2 separate regions of the Homo sapiens genome follow, and region 2 is linked to region 1. A link is a loop called in an ENCODE intact Hi-C map of the cell type or tissue named here. Cell type or tissue: HCT116. All regions are shown on one strand. Each heading gives the region's core, and the rest is flanking DNA. Links, peaks and the distances in the headings are about the cores only. Region 1 overlaps TCF7L2 (transcription factor 7 like 2). Region 2 has its middle 31 kb from the start of HABP2.

Region 1 (2,915 bases), core at 244-2,743:
CCCATTTTTTCCCCCTAAAGCCAGGCAGTACCTAAAACTTCCAGTTCCCTGCCACCCCCTCCACCCCACCCCCACCCCCATGGTATAGTTTTGACTGAACAGGAAAAAACTAGTTGGCTAGGCTCAGGTGTGCAAAATAATACTGGGAGAGGTGTTAGTAGCCAGAACACAGGGCTCCACCTTTTGTTGGAATCGCCTTCATATGTATATCTAAGAAGATGGAGACTTAATTTTTAAATCTCACACTCAGTTAACTCCATTATTGCCCAAACGCTATCTTCCTCTTTTGTTGTAAAGTAGAGAAAGAGGGTTTTCCCCACATCTCCCCTTAGTCCTGCTTAGAAGATGGCTGTGGGATTTGTGCTTCTTTACTGTAGACAGATCATGTCATCTGGACAGCTTCTTCCTAACAATAAAAATAATATTAATAATAAACCACTGTAATAGATAATAAATAACAAACTTATCATGTGCTAGGTTCTGTGCTAAGCCTTTTCCTGGGTTCCTTAAGAACTAGGATTTGATTCATGATCAGAACCCATGGCTCTTTGCCTCTGTGCTTGCCTGTGTGCGTGTGGTCCTCATGGCGGAACACAAGAACCACCCACAACACCCAGCAAGCAGGCCCAGGATGCTTGGGTCCTGAGCCCAGACCCACTGTGAATGAATTAGGGCCTACTGAGAGATTTCCTAGGATTGGGGAATCTGAATGAGTGAAAAGCATCCCGGGAGATGCTTGACTAGGGGCTGACTGCTGCTGGTTCTGATGCCCACCACTAGCCCTTTCTCTTCCCATGTGATCCTTCTCCTGGCTGATGGTGGTCCTGCTCCCGTGGCACTTGATCAGTCCTTCCACCCCTTAGTAATCATCTTCCCTTCTCTGGGCTATGGGTGGTTCTCCCCACTGGCCCTGGTGTTTTTCCACACTCACTTTAAACTGTCTGGAGCTGGTCTGCTTTCTTTCATGTCAGCGGGTATGTATCTTTCCAACCAAAGAGAAAACTTCTGGAAGGCAGCAACAGTCATTTGCCCTGCCTCCTAACAGTCTCCACTTTGTCCGTGTCTGTCTCTTTCCCTCCCTTCCTCTCCTTTTCCCTTTTCCTTCTCCACCTCAGCACACAGTGGGAGCTTCCTTGTTCCTTATTTCTCAAGTTGTCCTGAGCAAATCTTCCTCTTAAGGAATCCTTAGTGCCTGTCCTTGAGGTGCCCAGCACTGGCTGTGGGCAGCAGCCCTTCACCCTGGCCATGGCCTGCCCCGCCCTTCATGGCTGCCCCTTTTATGGAAGTGTTGCTGGTTTCCAAAGCTCCATCTGCTTTGGTGGCTTTTAGCTTACTTGCTTTGATGCAAAATTGGTAGCACATAACACAAAGCTCCTGTAAGCAACCTGCTAGCCCCTTTCTCCAAGAGTCCAGTTATACATAGGAATTGGTAAACCAGGCTGTTGGAAACGTTGACTTCTTTTTCTGTAGTTTTTTTCTGGGGCATCTAGAGAGAATGCCTTATTTTTCTTTCCACACATAACCACAAAAAAGTTAAAAGCACTTTTTAAAAGACACTTTCCCCTCAATTACCTGTGGTAAGAAATGCTGTTCTTATATTACATTCCTTCCTCACCCATTTAAAAAAAAAAAAAAAAAAAGGACAAGAAGAGAAATAGTAAAGAGAACTAACTGCTTAGTGATCCCTCAGCTCAACAGGCACTAGTGGGCAGCACTAGGACCTTCCTTCTTTTCTTTTAATGCAATTCCTTTTCCTTGATGTTAATGCAAGTTGTGCCTTCCTAAAAGTAATAAAAGGAAATGAAGACACGTTCTGAAATGAAACTTGACTCTAATCCATTCATCATCTAATACTTGCCTCTTTATCTTCGCTGGTACCTAATCTGGTTAAATGTCCCTGTTGTAGGATTTTAGCGAAAATCCTCTATGGGGAATAGGGTTTTTTGCAATTGGATTACTCTCAGTAAATGGCCCAGTAGTTCGCTTGTTTCAGCTTAATTTTTTCTTTGTGATCTTCCTGGGCTAAGTTATAGCACAGAGTAGTGGAGTGGGGAGGGGTGGACTGAGCGGGAGGTGGGGGAAAGAGGAGGAGAATAATTTGGGAAAGCCTGGGCATGGCAACTAGAAACATTTTTAAAATGCTTTTCTTCCCCCCACCCTGCCCTCTGCTTCTCTCCACTGACCCACCCTTCCCAAACACAAAAATGCCTGTACTTTGTTTTTTAGAACTGCCCATTTCTAAAATGCATACCTTTTATTAGCCCAATTCGTCATCATCCAGTTAATGTATTAGCGTTCCCGGATGACTTTCTAATGAAATTCCTAATGAATCAGGGCTGCTGTAATCTGCATAAAATATGCAGGTGCTTGTCAGGCAGTTTAGAGCTTTCTGGTAAAGTTCACACTCCCACCCAAACCGTGAGTGGGGTTTTGCATCCATGCTGTCTGTGAAGGATTGTAGCATGCCCGCTGTTTCTAAGGGCAGGGAGGGGATAGGAGCTGTCGGGGGGTGGCTAAGGAGGCTGGCTGGGTGGGATTTGGGCCCTGCCAGTTTCTTGTAAGTGGTGGTTTTCCTAGATGGTCCCCTGTGCAGCCTGCGTGCCTCCTGGAGGTGGGGCCTTGGGGTAGGAGGTCCCCACAACATGTGGAAACGCAGTAGGCATGGGAGATTGAAGTCTCCACTTCTGACTCACCTGCTAATGGGAAAAGTGCAGACTCTTGGGCTCCATAATGGGGTAGGGGTTGAGAAGGTATTTTAAAAGCCAGGCTTAGTGGGGAAATAAAAACTAAAGCAGACCCACCCAGAGAGCTGTCTTACAACTATCTATTATTTTCACATGGACTGGGGGGAGTATGGGATGGGCAGAGTTGAGTGCATCTTAGAAAATCCAGGTGAGAGGCTGTGGCCAAGGGAA
Region 2 (2,915 bases), core at 129-2,628, 380 kb after region 1:
TAGGCCCTCACTTGGGACCCAAGTATACAGACAGTTACCTCTGTATTCTGTCAACCTCACCACAAGCCAACAGAGACCCAGAGAGGTTAAATGTCAAGTCCAAGTTCACAGAGCCAAGATGCAGACAAAGCCTAGATTTGAATGGCCATGTGAGCTCTGGCCCCTTCCTATACCCAGTGACTCAGGTCAACTGGCAGGATAGCTGTTGTTTGCCATAGAATCTGGGCAAGGCTTAAGCAGCAGAAAAGGGGAAAGGGCCATTTGGGGAAAAGAGCTCAGGGAGAAAAAGCAGGGCTGGAAACCCACCTGCTCGGGGACTGTGGCTGCTTTTCTGAAGACAGAGCTGGGCCCTCAGCCCGCCTCCAGCCCAGTGCAGGAGGGGGCTGGGAGGGCCCCTCATGTTCCTACCCAGCCTTGCACAGGCCCCTTTGGGCTTGCTCCAGAGGAAGATCCTGAATGGTCTGGCTGGAAACTCCCACAAATCTGCTCAGGAAGGCTATCATCACAAGAACTTTCTAGAAAAGGAGGTCCCCATTGCTCCCTTTTAGTCAGAGCCTAGAGCTCCACTCCCATGGATGGTTATAAACCTGACCGAAGAAGACAGGGGAGCGTTTCAGGAATCTCATTCCAAAAATAGCCATCAAATTTCAAATTCCAGCCCACAGCAAGCAGTACAAAGATTCATATCCGCTCCAGTGATGTCTCTGGCTGCCATTCCCTCCTCCCTTTGTCTGGGATTCCTGCCCCAGCCCCCGCACTGGCCCCTGCCATCTCTATTTAGTGAGCTCCCAGACCTTCTCCAAGACCCTGTGCAAATGTCACCTCCTCAGAGATGCCCTCCTGACTCTCTTAGAGCACAGTGCCTCCTCTGGTGCTTCCGATGCCTCTTGGAAACCTGTACTAGGTCTCTCAGTGTACTTGCCCATCATCTCCCCTAGATAGTACAGTGCTTGTAATACAGTAGGTGCTCAATAAATGCAGGTGGAACAAATGCATGCATGCATAAATGGCCATTTTAGCTTCGTTTATGCTGGAAGTTGCAGGGAAGTCATTAGATCTTTGCATCAGCCTGTTGAAGTGCATTTCATCTGAAGATTGTATGACAGTGGTCATAATAAAAGAAACAGTAATTGCTGCCAAGGTCTCTGCTCGCTTGTGAAGCCTGGATGGAGAGGCTGGTCGGACTTGGTCCTGGTAGCCTTGTCTTTACTGTCCTCTTGTGGCCAAAAGTTGCTGCTGCATCTGGAAAAGCTGGCAATTTCAATGAGGCCACAGGGGGATATTTTTACCTGTTGGAGCACAATCTTTTTGGGATCCCTGAGTCATTTTGAGCCCAGTTCCCCATAGACTGTATGTAATGTGATCCTCCTTCTCGGGCCTTGAAAATATGTTAAAATAAATAATAAGCAGCAATTGATAGGGCCTGAGCAGCCGCAAAAAGAGCATTAGAGACTCCATCAACTCTGACTTAGGCCTGTGTTAGGTACTTGGGTGTGGAAGGGAAAAATATAACAAAGTGTGTGACAAATTTATGCACTCAGAGACTTTGCTGTCTATTTCTAACACCTTCATCAAAAGTGAACAATACCATACACTAATAAACAAAAATACCCATTCATCTAGTAGCCAAGGTTTGGAATCAAATGGCCCTGGATGTGTATCCTGGCCCCACCACTGATTGCCTAGGTGACCTCGAAGGAGTCACTTCGTTGCTCTGAATGTCGTTTCCTCATCTGCAAGATGGCCTTTTAGGTGTACCCCCTTCCTCCTTCGCAAAACTATAATGATTAACTGAGATGACATGTGTCAAGCCTTAGCATGGTGCCAGCACAGAGTAAGTTCTCATAAAAGCTAGCCATTATTGTTACAAGTAAGGTTTTTAATTGTCTGATGCAGAGAGAGAACCGGGTGAGATGTGATAAAAACCTGGGTAAATAGACTCTTCAACATGGTTTGTTTTTTTGTTTGTTTGTTTTTCGTTTTTTGTTTTGTTTTGTTTCGTTTTGTTTTGAGACAGCGTTTTGCTCTGTCACCCAGGCTGGAGTGCAGTGGTGCGATCTCGGCTCACTACAGCCTCCACCTCCTGGGTTCAAGCAATTCTCCTGTCTCAGCCTCTCAAGTAGCTGGGACTACAGGCATGTGCCATCATGCCCAGCTGATTTTTGTATTTTTAGTAGAGCCAGGGTTTTGCCATGTTGACCAGGCTGGTTTTGAACTCCTGGCCTCAAGCGATCCACCTGCCTCAGCCTCCCAAAGTGCTAGAATTACAGGCATAAACCACCGAGCCCAGCACCACCATGGCTTTTTTAAAGGCAGATATCTCAGGTATTTTTCTTCTCAGAGCCCATTGCAATCCTGTGTTTATTATTAATATGATAAATTGGTCATGGGCAAGGTGATCCATAGGGCTGCCATTGTCCCAGGCTGCATGGAGGAGGCAGGCTGCTATCAGTTGGCTCTAGCCAGAGTCTGTTTGCTTCGCTCTTTCCCGCCTTACGCATGGCAGACATCACTAATCGATTACAGATCTCTTTCACATAGATCATGAATATAATTTCAGAATTATTCTCATAATACAGCTCCAGGCAGTTATAACAGTTAAGCAGAATGGGAAAATGGCATACAATCTAATTTACCTTTCCAGCTCTTGGCACATGGGTAGATTAAAGATGTATAGAGGAAGGAGGAGAGCATTTTAGCTGGAGGCAGTAAAGGAAGTTGAATTATGAGTGAGAGATCTGATAGGAAAAGGAAGGAAATTAAAGACAGGCTGGGTTATGGAGCCCCTTGACTTCAGGCTGACTTAAAGCAGTAGGCAACAGGGAATCGCCAAAGGCTGCTGGGCAAGAAACCGTGGTAACGGTCCTATGGGGGCAAGATATCTCTGGCAGCCAGTGCCAGGTGGATTGCAAAGG

What was found. Peaks named below come from ENCODE experiments on the same cell type or tissue, not always from the same donor. Only the 100,000 strongest peaks of a DNase experiment are listed, where the experiment ranks them.
Region 2: it touches region 1 in a loop (2.0-fold over the local background); 5 of 110 quality-filtered maps call a loop at or near these places.

The regions. Positions count from the first base shown.
Region 1 is chr10:113,138,191-113,141,105 of GRCh38, forward strand. The region is part of intron 5 of TCF7L2 (transcription factor 7 like 2); the gene reads left to right. Among named protein-coding and RNA genes, the nearest start is that of SNORA87, 94 kb to the left of the region's middle. In HCT116, for the core only: a CTCF peak has its summit at 1,692; no DNase peak of the experiment used is centred there; H3K27ac peaks cover 811 bases.
Region 2 is chr10:113,520,168-113,523,082 of GRCh38, forward strand. No RefSeq gene overlaps it. Among named protein-coding and RNA genes, the nearest start is that of HABP2, 31 kb to the right of the region's middle. In HCT116, for the core only: a CTCF peak has its summit at 1,234 (motif pointing left); DNase peaks (open chromatin) are centred at 1,214 and 2,494.